Regions from separate parts of the Homo sapiens genome. Here region 2 is linked to region 1. A link is an interaction called in ENCODE POLR2A ChIA-PET data of the cell type or tissue named here. Cell type or tissue: Panc1. All regions are shown on one strand. Links, peaks and the distances in the headings refer to the core of each region. The heading gives the core; the rest is flanking DNA.

Evidence for each region. Peaks named below come from ENCODE experiments on the same cell type or tissue, not always from the same donor. Only the 100,000 strongest peaks of a DNase experiment are listed, where the experiment ranks them.
Region 2: POLR2A ChIA-PET joins it to region 1 with 5 read pairs; 2 of 35 experiments call an interaction of 5 or more read pairs at or near these places.

The regions. Positions count from the first base shown.
Region 1 is chr20:35,384,166-35,392,851 of GRCh38, reverse strand. All of the region lies in intron 2 of UQCC1 (ubiquinol-cytochrome c reductase complex assembly factor 1), which reads left to right. Among named protein-coding and RNA genes, the nearest start is that of UQCC1, 23 kb to the left of the region's middle. In Panc1, for the core only: no CTCF peak of the experiment used is centred there; a DNase peak (open chromatin) is centred at 5,301.
Region 2 is chr20:35,584,888-35,593,573 of GRCh38, reverse strand. It overlaps the pseudogene FER1L4 and the pseudogene RPL37P1. Among named protein-coding and RNA genes, the nearest start is that of SPAG4, 27 kb to the left of the region's middle. RefSeq lists enhancers at 2,518-3,017, 3,018-3,519, 4,607-5,107. In Panc1, for the core only: no CTCF peak of the experiment used is centred there; no DNase peak of the experiment used is centred there.

The sequences.
Region 1 (8,686 bases), core at 2,881-6,880:
AAAATATGTTTGCTATATGTAATTATATATATTATATAATTTATGTAACATATATAATCTACTTAAAAATTCCCTCCAATTAATGTGTAAGCCCTGCCCTTCTGAGGACATCTTGCTTTTTTCTTGTATTTCCTGGTCTTTTCACTATGCCTGGCACAGAGTAGTCACTAAGTATATGTTGAATGAATGGAGAATATGCCTGTGCAGAAGAGGCGTCTACTTTGGGTAGTTATGCAGGTATTTCTTTTCAGAGCTTGGGCTGTGTTCTGTTACTTTTTGTACAAATTTTTAATAGTATTTGTTATTTGTATGTGTGTAGATGGTAGGGGAAAATAACTCATTATATGAATCTCTGACTTGTGCCCTACTCTTTGGGTCAGTAAACGTTTCTTGAGCACCTAATAAGTACCGGGTACTGTATTAGGCTCTGGGACAACATTATAGCAAAGCATTTATGTAAATAACTGAGGGTGGTTTATCTCATGCTGACCAGATGTAATTTTAGTCATTGTAAATCAACTGGACCTTTTGTCGTATCGACTGTAACTTACTGGAGTATCTTCCTATCTTTGAGGTCCCCTGGTTGGAAACTTCTGCTTCAGAATGGCATCCTCAGGTACATGTCTCACAGGGAGGAAGATTTGGCTCAGAATGAGAAAGAGTTTTGTTAATTAGAATTGTGCATAATGGGATGTGTGAGCTGCGTTTTCACATAGTAAATTTACTCTTACTGGAAATATTCAGGCAGTGGTAGGATGAATGTATGTCAAGGGCCTGACATAAAGGAATCCTTCCTTCGATGAGTGGTAGTATCAGGTATCTGTAAGGTAATGTCCAGTGCTGTAATCCTATTATTGTTTTCAAAGAGCTAGAGACATACTTTCAGCTTTGTCTTAATTAGCCTCTTGAAGTTCTGTCTACTTAAAAATATTTTTTAAATTTTGAAATAATTTTAGACTTATGTAAGAGTTGTAAAAGTAGTAGCATTCCCAAATAGCCTTCATCTGGCTTCCCCTAATGTTAACCTCTTACATAACCATGGTGCAATTACTGAAACCAGGAAATTAACATTGAAATAATACTATTAATTAGTCTATTTGTTCCAATTTTGTCAATTTTTTTTTTTATGAATGTCCTTTTTTGATCTGCGATAACAAATCCAGTTGTCATATATTCTTAGTCGTCTCCAATCTGTTAAATTTTCATTTTTTTTTTTTTAAGACAGAGTCCCACTCTGTCGTCCAGGGTGGATGACACTATCTTGGCAGTGGCACTATCTTGCTCACTGCAACCTCCACCTCCTGGGTTCAAGCGATCCTCCCACCTCAGCCTCCCAAGTAGCTGGGATTACAAGTATGTGCCATGACACCTGGCTGATTTTTGTATTTTTAGTAGAGACGGGGTTTCACCATTTGGTGAACAGGCTGGTCTCAAACTCCTGACCTCAAGTGATCCACCCCTGTGGGCCTCCCCAAGTGCTGGGAATATAGGTATGAGCCACTGTGTCTGGTCACATTTTCTTATTCTTTTTCTTCTCAAGATTTAGACACTTTTGAAGAGTACTAGTCAGTTATTTGTAGAATGTTTCTCAATTTGAGTTTGTGTAATATTTTCTTTTCTTTTTTCTTTATTTTCTTTTATTTTTTATTCATTTTTTTGAGACAGAGTCTTGCTCTGTCACCCATGCTAGAGTGCAGTGGTGCGATCTTGGCTCACTGCAACCTCTGCCTCCTGTTCAAGTGATTGTCTTGCCTCAGCCTCCCCAGTAACTGGGATTGCAGGTGCCCGCCACCACACCCAGCTACTTTTTGTATTTTTAGTAGAGAAGGGGTTTTGCCACGTTGGCCAGGCTGGTCTTGAACTCCTGATCCGAGGTGATCCGCCCACCTCGACCTCTCAAAGTGCTGGGATTATAGGTGTGAGCTACCACCTATAATATAGAAAGCCCGGCCTTTCTAATATTTTCTTATAATGAGATTGAGGTTATGCATTTTTGGCAAAAATGATGTTATTCCCTTCTCAGTGCATCATATCAGGGGATACATAATGCTAGTAGGTCTTATAACTTTGGCCACTTGGTTAAATTGGTGTTTGTCAGGTTCCTGAACTCTAAAGTTAGTATTTTCCCTTTGTAATTAGTATCTTGTCAGGAGATACTTGGAGACTGTGCAGATACCCATTTCACATTATACTTTTGCTTACTAATTTTAGCAGTCATTGGTGGTTTTTTTTAATGATATGTTAACATTAAATTTATTGTCATAACCATTATAAGTGTACAGTTCAGTAATGTTAATTTAAGCATATTCACATTGTTTTGCAACAGATCTCTATAAACTTTTTCATCTTGCAAAACTCTATGCTAAACACTAATTCTCTCCCCACCCTGCTTTTCTACTTTCTGTTTCTATGATTTTTTTTTTTTTTTTTGAGACGGAGTTTCACTCTGTCGCCCAGGCTGGAATGCAGTGGTGCAATCTCAGCTCACTGCAACCTCCGCCTCCCAGGTTCAAGCATTTCTGCCTCAGCCTCCTGAGTAGCTGGGATTACAGGTGCTCACCACCACGCCTGGCTAATTTTTGTATTTTTAGTAGAGACGGGGTTTCACTGTGTTGGCCAGGCTGGTCTCAAACTCCTGACCTCGAGTGATCTGCCCGCCTCAGCCTCCCAAAGCACTGGGATTACAGGCATGAGCCATCACCCTGGCCTTGTTTCTGTGATTTTGACTACTTTAGGATACTTCATGTGAGTGGACTCATACAGTTTTTGTTCTTTTATAACTGGCACATGCTTATTTCACTTAGCATAATGTCCTCAAGGTTCATCTATGTTGTAGCACATGACAGGATTTCCTTCTTTTTTTAAGGCTGCGTACTCTTCTATTGTATATTTTCTTTATCCATTTGGATCAATGGACATTTGGGTTCCTTCTGTCTCTTGCACACATTATTGTGAATAATGCTGCAGTGAATGTCAGTGTACAAATATCTTAGAGATCCTGCTTTGAATTCTTTTGGATATATACCCAGAATTAGGATTGATGGATTATATGATAATTGCATTGATGGTTCTTCACTGCAGTGATCATTATTGTGGTGTTTGTCTAATGATTTTTTATTTCCATCATTCCTACATTTATTAACTGGAACTCTGTTGTAAGAAAGAGCTGTCACTTCTTCCCCATTTATTTATTTATTCAATTATTTATTTATACCAGTATGAGCTCATGGATATTTATTTTCTTCTGAGTTATAATTCATTTTCTTTTCTTTTCTTTTCTTTTTTTTTTGAGACGGAGTCTCACTCTCTCACTCAGGCTGGAGTGCAGTGGCGAGATCTTGGCTCACTGCAACCTCCGCCTCCCGGGTTCAAGTGATTCTCCTGCCTCAGCCTCCTGAATAGCTTGATTACAGGTGCGAGCTCACCACGCCCAGCTAATTTTTGTATTTTTAGTAGAGATGGGGTTTCACCGTGTTGGCCAGGATGGCCTTCATCTCCTGACCTTGTGATCTATGCGCCTCGGTCTCCCAAAGAGAGGTGCAAATTATAAGCACCCGGCTTATAATTCATTTTCCAATTAGTTATTTTGTTGATTAGATTGTCCCAGCTTGGGCTATTGGGAACGCCTTTCTACATGCCCCCCATCATTTTTTGAATACTCTCTTAATTGCTGGCACCACAAGATGTTTCAGGTTCATGCTGTATTTTCTTTGCCCTGGCCCTAGATTCAAACATTACTCCAAGGAGTCCTGATTTTATTTTTTTATTTTTTTTATTTTTTATTTTTAGATGGAGTCTCACTCTGTTGCCCAGGTGGGAGTGCAGTGGTGCGATCTTGGCTCACTGCAACCTCCACCTCCCAGGTTCAAGTGACTGTCCTGCCTCAGCCTCCCGAGTAGCTGGGGACTACAGGCGCACACACCACGCCCAGCTAATTTTTATATTTTTTAGTAGAGAAGGGGTTTCACCATGTTGGCCAGGTTAGCCTTGAACTCCTGACCTCAGGTGATCCTCCCGCCTCAGCCTCCCAAAGTATTGGGATTACAGGCATGAGCCACCGCACCCAGCCCCGATTCCTTCTATTGGAGAGCAGTATTTAGAAATCAAGATCTGGGTATTAAGTGTGCATGAGCCTGTGTTGTTGAACTCTACTCAGACTTTTGAAGGCAGCTTGATATAGCGGACAGAACATAGCTTTGAGTATATATCCTAGTCTTTAATGAACTTTACTTCTTTGAGCCTTTGTGTTCTAATTTCTAAAACAGGAAAAAATAGTCCGGGCACAGTGGCTCATGCCTGTAATCTCAGCACTTCTGGAGGCCAAGGTGGGAGGATTGTTTGAGGCCAGGAATTTGAGACCAGCCTGAGTAACATAGCAAGACCCTATCTCTACAAAAAATCCGGAATAGCTGGATCTCTGTGTTCCCAGGTACTCAGGAGGCTGAGGCAGGAGGATCCCTTGAGTCTGGGGGGGTCAAAGTTGCAGTGACCCATGACCACACCACTGTACTCCAGCCTGGGTGACAGAGCAAGACCCTGTCTCAAAAAAAAAGAAAAAAAGAAATAGAAGGGGCAGGTGTGGTGGCTCATGCCTGTAATACCAGCACTTTGGGAGGCTAAGGTGGGCTGATCACTTGAGGTCAGGAGTTTGAGACCAGGGTGGCCAATGTGGTCAAACCCTGTCTCTACTAAAAAAATAAAAAAATTAGCTGGCGTGGTGGCACACGTCTGTAATCCCAGCTATTTGGGAGGCTGAGGCAGGAGAGTTGCTTGAACCCAGGAGGTGGAGGTTGTAGTGAGCCGAGATCATGCCACCGCATTCCAGCCTGGGCACAGCGAGACTCCGTCTCAAAAAAAAAAAAAATAGGAAAATATACTTTATAAGATTGTTGTGAGATAACATAAGTAAAACACCAAGCATGTAGGTAGGTACTAGACATACAGGAGATCTTCAGTAAGTTGCAATTGCTATTTTTGTTGCTATTTATGTTCCTGTTGCTTGGGAAAGTTTTCTCCTCACTGTATGAAATGAAACTTAAAAAAAAAAAAAAAAGTTGTCCTAAAATTACCTTTACCAAATTGCAACCTCTCCCTTTGTCTTAGTTTCCTCATCTGTGAAGTGAAAAGGTTGGACCAGAATATCTCTGAGATTTCTTCCAGCTCAAGTGTTGTTATTCTGAGTTACTCTTTAGTTCTTCAGTTGCCTTTTCTCCAAGCTAAACAGCCTAAATTCCTTTTGACCTTTCCACTAGGACCTTTTATTCATCCCTTTGATCATTCCTGTGGTTCTTTTTTTGGACGTTCTCCAAAGTTGTCCTCTTTGAAAAAAAAAAAAAATCCACCTAGTTTTTATTGAGTAATGACTTCATGCCCAGAATGGTGTTGAGTATTGGGACAGAAAATGACAGACATATAAGATGGGCTGTGCCCTGGAGCTTATAGTTGCTAAAAGGAGCAGACACACACGCCCATGGTATTCAAGAATCGCTTGAGTTTGTCCCAGCACCCCCTTTCTACTTCTCTGCCTCTGTCATTCTTGTTTTTTTATTTTTTATTTTTATTTTTTGAGACAGAGCCTTGCTCTGTCACCCAGGCTGGAGTGCAGTGGCATGATCTTGGCTCACTGTAACCTCCGCCTTCTGGGTTCAAACGATTCTCCTGCCTCAGCCTCCTGAGTAGCTGGGATTACAGGCACACACCACCATGCCTGGCTAATTTTTGTTTTTTTTTGGAGGGGGGTAGAGATGGTGGTTTGCCATGTTGCCCAGGCTGGTCTCTAACTCCTGGACTCAGGCAACCCTCCCGCCTCGGCCTCCCAAAGTGTTGGGATTACAGGCGTCAGCCACCACGCCCAGCCTATTGATATTTTCTAATCTAAGCAAAGGAAAAATTGAGGTCTTTAAGGGTCGAGTGAATTTTTTGCGGGAAGTGCAAGGACAAGAGTGGGTAGTACAAAAAAGTAAATGTGTGTGTTTATAAGTGTGTAGGTGTGGAGAAACTAGATGTCCTTGATACTAGATACATAGGTACTTTAGTAGTTCAATATAGTGTGAAATGTTAGCTAATGGTAGGATAGAAATACAGTAGATGGTAGGACAGCCACAGAAGGAATCTACTGGTTACTCCTAGAGCTGTGAGGAAAAAGAAGGATCTAATAGAACCTAATAGAAGAGGACCCAGCCCAAAGCACAGCTTGTGGAAACTGCTGTTGGCTGTGTTCTTTGAACCAGTTTAAGTGCTTTGTGTTTTAGGTGGACCATTGCATTGATGTATGTGATGTAATGGGGAGGTGTTCTGTGTTTAGTCTGTGTTTTACAAAGCCTGCTTGATACTTATGAATTAAAGCCTAAGTGTCCTTGGGACTGACCAGAAGAATCCTGACTAATTTTTTAATATCCTCGTTTGGAAAGAAAAGTAAATAGTAACATTCCACAATTAGAAATTCTATTTTTTCTTCGTTAGGGTTAAAGAAAAAAAATCATTTTCATTCCATGTGTTCCATTTCTTCTTGGAATAAACCAGAATTGAAGAGTCAGCCCTCTTCCTGCTCCCTCTCACCCTTTTTTATTGTAAAGGTAATATAGCATTAGTGAGAGTTTGGAAACTAGATTTTTTTTTTTTTGCCAGAATTATTTTGGCTATAGATTCTTAAATTTATCCATAATTCTAACTTAACAAAATAACTCTTTGGTTTCTTGTGTGTTCTTTCTAAACTTGCCCATATGCAGTCTACGCAGTCATGTTTTACCTATAATTTTATACATATTATAAGCATTTAACATTTTTCATGTTGTTAACAATAATAATAATCTCTGAGTAAACCGTGCAGTCTGAGTGATGATGATGTGTCAGTGTAGGTTTGTTCTTTGTATCAAATGCACCACTCTGGTATGGGATGTTGATGGCGGGGGAGGCTGTGCATGTGGGGGAAGGGGTATGTGGGAACTCTGCCCTTTCCAGGAAGTTTTGCTATGAGCCTAAAACTGCTGTTAAAAAAAAAAAAAAAAGTCTATTTAAAAAAAAAAAAATCCCAGCCAGGCACCCAGGCTCATGCCTGTAGTCCCATTTTGGGAGTTCAAGGCATTTTGGGAGTTCAAGGCAGGAAGATCACTCACTTGAGCCCAGGAGTTTGAGGCCAGCCTGGGCAACATATGGAGACACTGTCTCTACAAAAATACAAAAATCAGCAGGGTGTGATGACAGATGCCTGTAGTCCCAGCAACTCAGGAGGCTGAGGCAGGAGAATTGCTTGAGCCGGGGAGGTGGAGGTTGCAGTCAGCTGAGATTGCACCACTGCACTCCAGCCTGGGCCATAGAGCCAGACCTTGTCTCAAAAAACAAAAACAAAACAACAACAACAAAAACAAAACAAAAAACCCTCAATGGATACCTGATTTTCCACTGAGTGACTGAACTTTCATTAACCATCTCCTTAATGGACTTTCCTCCCAGTTTTCATTCTGTATAGTATCTGGCACATAATAACGGCTATTTTATTGCCAAATTGTTTTTAAATGCAATGTGAACATGAAAAAGGTGGCGATTGTGATCCAAACAATAATGCTGGTGATGATAGTGATGATGGAAACTTCTGCTATTTATTGAGTGCCTATTTTGTGAAAGGCACTTTATATATCTTACCTTCTTTCATCCTTACTGCAACTGAGGTTCAGTAAGTTTTCCATGGCCACTGAGCTTGTCGTAGGCGACAGAAGCAGGTTTTAAACCTAAAAGTGGCTGGTGTCTTTATTTTTTTCCCCATATACGGCACTGCTGCCCATATTTAAATAGATAGATACTACAGTTCTGTTTCCTAGAATTGACTTAGATGTAGTTCCAGGTTTCCAGGGCTGAATTCTTTTTTTTTTTTTTTTTTTTTTTTTTTGAGACCGATTCTTGCTGTGTTGCCCAGGCTGGAGTGCAGTGGCATGATATTGGTTCACTGCAACCTTTGCCTCCTCAGTTCAAGCTATTCTCCTGCCTCAGCCTCCTGAGTAACTGGGATTACAGGCATGTGCCACCACACCTGGCTAATTTTTTGTATTTTTAGTAGAGATGGGGTTTCACCATATTGGCCAGGCTCTCAAACTCCTGACCTCAAGTGATCCATCCACCTCGGCCTCCCAAAGTGCTGGGATTACAGGTGTGAGCCACGCCACCTGGCCTTTGAATTCACTCTCTCTCTCTCTTTTTTTTTTTTTTTACAGACAGGGTCTTGCTCTTGCTGAGTCGCCCAGGTTGAAGTGCAGTGGTGTGATGATAGCTCCCTGCAGCCTCGATCTTCTGGGCTCAAGTGATCCTCCCACCTCAGCCTCCCAAGCAGCTTAAGACTATAGGCATGCACCACCACACCCAGCCAATTAAAAAAAAATTTGTAGAAATAGAGTCTTGCTATGTTCCCCAGGCTGAGTCTTAAACTCTGGCCTCAAGCAATCCTCTCACCTTGACCTCCCAAAGTGTTGGAATTACAGGTGTGAGCTATTGTGCCTGGCCCAAATTCTTTTATTTCTTCAGGTATTCAACAGATATTTCTTGGGCATCTACCATGTACTAGACACCCTTCTAGGTGCTGATCTTGGGTCTTCCTGGTGAGCTGATCACGGGGAAGTGGGCTAAGTAAGGTTGGAAAGATCCTATAGTCTTTACTTTGAAACAGCTCTGTTCAGATTAACCCTGTAAGTGCTCA
Region 2 (8,686 bases), core at 2,261-6,260, 200 kb before region 1:
TCTCTGCCTGATTACAGGTGTAAGCCACCATGCCCGGCCAGCCTAGTCTTTTTAAATTTACTGTTTTGTGATCTAACATATGATGTATCCTGAAGAATGTTCCGTGAGTGCTTGAGAAGAATGTGTACTCTGCTGTTATGATGGAGTATTTTGTATGTGTCTTCTAGGTATAGTTGGTTAGTGTTGTTTTAAGTCTATTTCCTTAATAATATTCTGTATAGATGTTCCATCTGCTATTGTAAGTGGTGTACTGAAGACTCCAACTATTGTAGAACTGTTTGCCTGATATATTTAAAATTTCTATTATTTCCTTTTGGTTCCAGTTTTCAACTGTTTGCTGAAATCACCCATCTTTTAATTCTTGTGTACTTTCCTCACTAGATCATTTAGATTTCTATCACAGTTATTTTAATATGCTTATCTAATAATTCCAACATCTGGGTTATCTATGCATCTACTTCTATTGATTATTTCCTCTTGACCATGAGTTTTGCTTTAACTCCGTCCTGTAATTTTTTTTATCATATGCCTGGATATTTGTATAAAACATTAGTGACTAAAATAATATATATGTCCAGGAAATGGCATTTCTCTTCTTACACTAGGCCTTACTCTAGAGAGTGAGGACCAAGTCATTATGCTTTGTATTTGAAATGGGCTTAGTTGTGAATTTGGTTTGGTTCAGTTCACTTTGGGCTTCAAATGTTTTTTTGAAGGATCACGATTGTCCTTTCATCCAGGCTTAGAACTGAGAACTGGCAAGATTCCAGAAATCTGTTTCTTGTTCACACCCAAACTGCCAATTCTCCAACTCTGGGTAAGCTCTCCCTGCTTTACAAACCACCAACCAGGTGTTTGGGTTGCTGGGGCATTCTCTGTGCTTTTTGAGTCTGCTTCCTTTCCTCTGTGCCTTGTTAGTCCTGCTTTCCCTCCTCTGGCCTTTGGAGGGTCTCCACTTTACGTTGTAAAAGTCTAGAATGCATCAGAAGGGTTCTCTTGGCTCTCCAGCTGAGCCTGTAGCATCTGATAGCTGAAAGCCTAGTGGGGGAGGTTTCTCTCAGCCCTCCTACCTAACCCTCAGCCTTCAAAAGATGAAATCCCAGAGGACCACTTCTGGGTTTTTAAATTCTCTTCCCTACCACCTCCTTCTAAGGGCAGTTACTTTGTGCTTTTTTTTTTTTTTTTTTTTTTTGAGACAGAGTTTTGTTCTTGTTGCCCAGGCTGGAGTGGAATGGCATGATCTCAGCTCACTGCAATCTCCACTTCCTGGGTTCAAGCAATTCTCCTGCCTCAGCCTCCCAAGTAGCTGGGATTACAGGCATGTGCCACTATGCCTGGCTAATTTTGTATTTTTTTTTTTTTTTTTTTTTACTAGAGATGGAGTTTCACCATGTTCGTCAGGCTGGTCTCGAACTCTTGATCTCAAGAGATCCACCTGCCTCGGCCTCCCAAAGTGCTGGGATTAGAAGTGTCAGCCACAGTGCCCGGCCTACTCTGCACTTTCAAGAAACTTTACATACCTCAGAAAGATCTCAGCTCTCCTTCCCTGTTCCCAGCTTTTTGCATACCGCCCCTTAGCTCTAGGCGAGGATCCATAGGAAAGAGTTCGGAGGTACGGAAAGACATATTTTGTGGCTGTGGTCCCTGGGATTCTCATCTGGTATGCTACCTCACACATAGTCATTAAAAGTCTCTTAAAAGTGGATACTTTCTCCTTGTCCCCACTTCTGATGTTCCTTTTTACTACTGCTGTTCTGCCAGAGGTGGGAGTAGCAGCTGGAGGTCTCTCCTTGATTATGAAGAACTCATCATTTTCTGGAGTTTAGTTGATATAGGTTTCTTTGAATCCCCACTTCTCTGATGTGTTTTTTAAAATACGATTTTTAGTCTGGGCAACATAGGGAGACCCCCATCTGTACAAAAAATAAAACTAACGAGGCGTGGTGGCAAGCTCCTGTAGTCCCAACTACTTGGGAGGCTGAGGCGGGAGGACTGCTTGGGCCTCAGGGTTCGAGGCTACAGTAAGCCATAATTGTGCCACTGCACTCCAGCCTGGGTGAAAGCGAGATCCTATATCCAAAAAAATAATTGTGGGTGTGTATAATTTTACAATTTATTTGGATTATTTTGGTTGTTAGGGTATAAGTCTTTTTGTTGTTGTTGAGACACAGTCTGGCTCTGTCGCCCAGGCTGGAGTGTGGTGGCGCAATCTTGGCTCACTGCCTCCCAGGTTCAAGCGATTCTCCTGCCTCAGTTTCACTAGTAGCTGGGATTACGGGCATGTGCCACCATACCTGGTTAATTTTTGTATTTTTAGTAGAGATGGAGTTTCACCATGTTGGTCAGGTTGGTCTCAAACTCCTGACCTCAGGTGATCTGCCCACCTCGGCCTCCCAAAGTGCTGGGATTACAGATGTGAGCCACTGTGCCAGGCCGGGAGTGAGTCTTTCTACATCCAAACTAATAGTGGACCCCTCCACTGATTTTTATTTTTTTATTATTTTTTATTTTTTTGAGATAGAGTCTAGCTCTGTCGCCCAGGCTGGAGTGCAGTGGCGCAATCTCGGCTCACTGCAACCTCTGCCTCCTGGGTTCAAGAGATTCTCCTGCCTCAGCTTCCTGAGTAGCTGGGATTACAGGTGCCTGCCACCATGCCCAGATAATTTAAGTATTTTAGTAAAGACGGGGTTTCAGTAAAGACGGGGTTTCATTTTGTTGGCCAGGCTTGTCTCGAACTCCTGACCTCGTGATCTACCTGCCTTGGCCTCCCAAAGTGCTGGGCTTACAAGCGAGAGCCACCACGCCCGGCCCTCCACTGATTTAAAAAAAAAAATTACAGTGTTTTCCTCTGATGTACAATTTACATATAATGAAGTGTACAAATACATATATATTTTTAAGACAGAGTCTCACTCTGTCACTTAGGCTGGAGTGCAGTGGCAAGATCTCAGCTCACTGCAACTTCTGCCTCCAGGCTCAAGTGATTCTTCTGCCTCAGCCTCCTGAGTAGCTGGGAGTATAGGCATGCGCCACCATGCCTGCTAATTTTTGTATTTTTAGTAGAGATGGGGTTGCGCCATGTTGGCCAGGCTAGTCTTGAACTCCTGGACTCAAGCGATCTGGCCACCTCGGCCTCCCAAAGTGCTGGGATTACAGGCATGAGTCACCATGTCTGGCCAAGTGTACAAATCTTAACACACATTTGCTGAATTTTGGCAAATACATATATCTGTGTAACCCAAGTCCCTATCAAGATCTAGAATATGACTTTCACCCCAGAGTTGTTCCTTTATGTTCCTTCCCAGTCAGTCTCCATCCACCCCCATAGAGATAACTACTGATTTTTTCAATATATTTTGATTTTTTTCATTATAGTTTTGCCTGTACTAGATTTTAATACAATGCAATCATGCCATATGTATAGTCAGTTCTTGTTATTGGTGGTCTATAAAGTTGCTGCAAACACTGAATTAGCAAATACTGAATCACTGCCCCCAGAGAAATACAGGGTTAGGTTTCTAGTGGGCGATGGTCACATTTTTTTTGTCAACTGATCAGTACAAAACCTTGTTTTATGTGTGTTTGTTTAAAGATACTTTCTTTAATATAATATATTGTTGGCCATTGCAGTGGCTCACGCCTGTAATCCCAGCACTTTGGGAGGCCGAGGTGGGTGGAATCACCTGAGGTCAGGAGTTTGAGACCAGGCTGGCCAGCACGGCGAAACCCCATCTCTACTAAAAATATAAAAAATTAGCCAGGTGTGGTGGCCAGTGCCTGCAGTCCCAGCTTCTCTGGAAGCTGAGGCAGGAGAATCACTTGAACCCAGAAGGCAGAGGTTGCAGTGAGCTGAGATTGTGCCACTGCACTTCAGCCTGGGTGACAGAATGAGACTCTGTCTCAAAAAACAAAAACAAAAACAAAATGCTTACAGTATCAGAGCTCACAAAGGCAGAGTATTGCTTTATTCCAACTCAGGGCCCTTCAAACTTTTTTTTTAAATCTAAGTCTCAAGTGTGGTGGCTCACGCCTGTAATCCCAGCACTTTGGGAGGCCGAGGCAGGCGGGTCACTTGAGGTCAGGAATTCAAGACCAGCCTGGCCAACAAGGTGAAACCCCCTCTCTATTAAAAACACAAAAAGCTGGGTGTGTGTGGTGGTATGCATCTGTAATCCCAGCTACTCAGGAAGCCGAAGCCAGAGAATTGCTTGAATGCAGGAGATGGAGGTTTCAGTGAGCTGAGATTGTGCCGCTGCATTCCTCCAGCCTGGGTGACTGCAAGATTCCATCTCAAAAAAAAAAAAAAAAAAAAAAAAAAAAAAAAAAAAAAAATTTAAACCCATTTCCCGTTTAGAGAAAAAAAGTGCAGCTCACTGCCAGCACTCATTTAATTTTACATAAACTCATTCTTTGAGGCTGAAGAAATTATGACTGATTTTCAATATGAAAATAAAATATAAAAACCTTACTTGGAGTTATTTCTAAACAGAACTTGTCTCTAATCCTAATGTAACAGAAGTATATATGATGTTACATTAGGATTACAGGCAAGAGTATTCTCAAGGCAAACAGGAAATAGGTTAAAAAATTTCTTTTTGTATTTTAATAAACCAGAACACTTTTTGCATGACTCGTTGAATTTTTTTTTTTTCTTTTCTTTTTTTTTTTTTTTGAGACAGAGTCTTGCTCTGTCGCCCAGGCTGGAGTGTAGTGGCTCGATCTCGGCTCACTCTAACCTCCGCCTCCCAGGTTCAAGTGATTCTCCTGCCTCAGCCACCTGAGTAGCTGGGATTACAGGCGAGCGCCACCACGCCCGGCTTATTTTTGTATTTTTAGTAGAGACGGGGTTTTACCATGTTGATCAAGCTATTCTCGAACTCCTGACCTCGTGATCCACTCACCTCGGGCTCCTAAAGTGCTAGGATTACAGGCATGAGCCACCGCACCCGGCCAATTGTTGAAATTCTTAAGATGAACTGGATGCTGCAACAGGTACCCTCTTGGGTTTAGGTGTTGTTCCTTCACAGAATCCATGCCTGAATCTGCAGTATACAATTTTTAGGTGCCTCATTCGATCAGTCCCAGTGGTATTTTGTCTTTTAGCCAGTTATACTTCCTCTAGTGCTTGGCGGGGTAGCCACGTTTGCCACAGGTCGACTTCTGAAGTTGGCAGGCCATAGAGCCACAGTGGCGGCACAAAGTGTGTGTCTTATCGCGATGCTTTCCAAACGATGACGTTTCCTTTGTCATCTTGTTTCTGCGGCTTCAACCAAAGAAGGGTTAAAAATTTTTAGTAGAGGATGGGTGCGGTAGCTCATGCCTGTAATCCCAGCACTTTGGGAGGCTGAGGCAGGAGGATCACCCGAGGTGAGGAGTTTGAGACCAGCCTGGCCAGCATGGTGAAACCCCATCTCTACTAAAAATACAAAAATTAGTTGGGCATAGTGGCACATGCCTATAGTCCCAGCTACTCAGGAGGCTGAGGCAGGAGAATTGCTTGAACCTAGGAGGCAGAGGTTGCAGTGAGCCGAGATTGCACCATTGCACTCCAGCCTGGGTGACAGAGCGAGACTTAGTCTCAAAAAAAATTTTTTTTAATTTTTTTTTTTTTAATAAAGATGAGGTCTCACTTTGTCGCCCAGGCTGCTCTTGGACCCCTAAGCTCAAGTGATCCTCCCACCTTGGCCTCCCAAAGTGCTGGGGTTACAGGTACGAGCCACCATGCCTGACCTGTTCAAAGTTTTTGACTCTTTGCCCATACTCATGTGATTACAAAAGCACCAGGGGTATTGATTTGGGGGTTACAAATTTTAGCTAGTACGCAAATTTGCAAATACAGAATTCACAAATAATGAGGAAGGACTGTATTCTCTTGTGAGAGGCTGTTGTAAGATGCGTCCAAGTTGTTGCAGATATCTAGTTTCTTTCTTTTTATTGTTGAGCAATTTCCCATTGTATAAATATATCACAGTTTGTTTATTCATTCTCATATTGATGGACAGCTGTGCTGTTTCATGTTTTTAGCTAGTATGAATAAAGCTGCTATGAATATTCTTGGTTTTTTTTTTGTTTTTTTTTGTTTTGAGATGGAGTTTTGCCCTTGCTGCCTGGGCTGGAATGCAATGGTGTGATCTCAACTCACTACAACTTTCGCCTCCTGAGTTCAAGTGATTCCCCTGCCTCAGCCTCCCAAGTAGCTGGGATTACAGGCGCGTGCCACCTTGCCTGCCTACTCTTCTGTATTTTTAGTAAAGATGGGGTTCACCATGTTGGCCAGGCTGGTCTCAAACTCCTGATCTCAGGTGATCCACCCGCCTCAGCCTCCCAAAGTGCTGAGATTACAGGCATGAGCCACTATGCCCAGCCTCAGCCACCACGCCTGGCCTCTCAATGATATTTCAAGTCCTCCTGTGTGCCAGGCTCTGTATTAGGCCCTGGGGGTCAGCCCCTGCCATATTCCTTGCCCTTTTGAGGCTAATGTCCTAGGAAGACAGACTATACATCTGTAAATGAATATGAAAAATAATTATGATCTATAGGAATTGGTAAGAAAGAGGTTACAGAGGCTGAGGGGGTGGAGGAGAACCTGCTTGGGTAAGGTGGTCAGGCAAGTCTTATCTGCAAAGACAACATTGCAGCTGACACCCAGAGGATGGGGAGAAGCCAGCCAGCCATGGCAGAGTGGGTAGGAAGGGAGGACTCAAGGCAGGAAGACTGCTTAGGAGCCTGTCACAATTGTCTAGCCAAGAGTGGGTGGTCTTTTGGCTGGGCATGGTGGCTCGCACCTGTAATCCCACCACTTTGGGAGGCTGAGGTGGGAGGATTGCTTAAGTCCAGTAGTTTGAGACCAGCCTGGACAACATAGTGAGACCCTATCTCTACAAAAAAATTTAAAAATGAAAACATCGCAAGGCATGGTGGTGTGTGCCTATAGTCCCCAGAGACTCAGGAGGCTGAGGTGGGAGGATCACTTGGGCCCAGGATGTTGAGCCTGCAGTAAGCTATGATTGTGCCACTGCATTCCAGCCTCGGCAACAGAAAAAAAAAGCAGATGGTCTTGAAGTGGGGCAGGGAGAAAGGGAGAGAAGGGGGAAACTGCCAGGAATGGGTGATTGGATGTTGGAGAAGAGTGTCACCAGCCCAGGTATTTGGCTGATGTGATGGGCACCACATGTGCACACTGTGCACATTGGGGAAGATAAGACTGGGGAGGAGGGAAAGGTGAAGAGACAAGGTTGGCACCAGCTACCACGTGCATGAGCCTTGAGGACATTATGCCTAGTGAACTGGGCCAGGCACAAGGGCACGCACTATATGATTCCACTCATATGGAGGGCTTGTTGTAGTCAAATCCAAACACAGAAAGAAGAATGGTGGCTGCCAGGGGCTGGGATGGAGAGCAGTGAATGGAGAGGTATGGTTTAATGAGCAGAGTTTCTGTTCTGCAAGATGAAAAATGTTCTGGGGATGAATGATGGGGATGGTTGCATAATAACGTGAATATATTTCTTTTTTTTTTCTTTCCTTTTTTTTTTTTTGAGACGGAGTCTTTCTCTGTCACCCAGTCTGGAGTGCAGTGGAGCGATCTCGGCTCACTGCAAGCTCCGCCTCCCGGGTCATGCCATTCTCCTGCCTCAGCCTCCCAAGTAGCTGGGACTACAGGCGTCCGCCACCACGCCAGGCTAATTTTTTGTATTTTTAGTAGAGAGGGGGTTTCACCATGTTAGCCAGGATGGTCTCGATCTCCTGACCTCATGATCCGCCCACCTCAGCCTCCAAAAGTGCTGGGATTACAGGCGTGAGCCACCGTGCCTGGCATTGTGAATATATTTCATGCCCCTGAACCGTACATTTAAAAATGGTTAGGATGATGGTCAATTTTATAAGTATTTTTCCACAATTAAAAAAAAGAAGCCAAGTGTGGTAGCTCATGCCTGTGATCCCAGCACTTTGGGAGGCCAAGGCAGGAGGATCTCTTAAGCCCAGGAGTTCGAGACCAGCCTGCGCAACGTGGCCAAACCCCATCTCTACAAAAAGTAAAAAATTAGCCAGGCATGGTGACACGTGCCTGTAGTCCTAGCTCCTTGAGAGGCTGAGGTGGGAGGAATGCTTGAACCTGGGTGGTCAAGCTGCAGTGAGCCATGATAGTGTCACTGCACTCATGCCTGGGCGACAGAGTGAGACCCTGTCTCGGGGAGATAGAAGCTGGAGTGGCTATTTGGTCCGTTCAGTTCAAGCTGTGAGAGCAGGAGAGGTCGGCTCCAGATCCACCTCCGTGACCAGTTATCCACCCGCAGCCCCAGCCACCCCTCCCCGATGTGCTGGTCTGGATGCTCAGCGGGCAGCGCCGTGTGGCCTGGGCCCGGATCCCTGCCCAGGATGTGCTGTTCTCTGTGGTTGAGGAGGAACGGGGCCGAGACTGTGGGAAGATCCAGAGTCTAATGCTCACGGTGAGGGGACCCACGGGTGAGGGGCCGGGAGAAGTGGAGTGGAGCTTATAGGGCAAGGGTAGGATAGGCCTTGGGTAGAGGCCTGTGCTTCCCAGCTAGGGGCCCCTGAACACTTTCCAATTGTCCAAAACACCAGAAAGGGATTGTGCCTTTGCCTGGGGCAGCTTTGAAATCAGATAAACCCCAAATCTTCCCTAGCTCTGGGACTGCATGGGCCATTTTGCTGACTAGGCCCT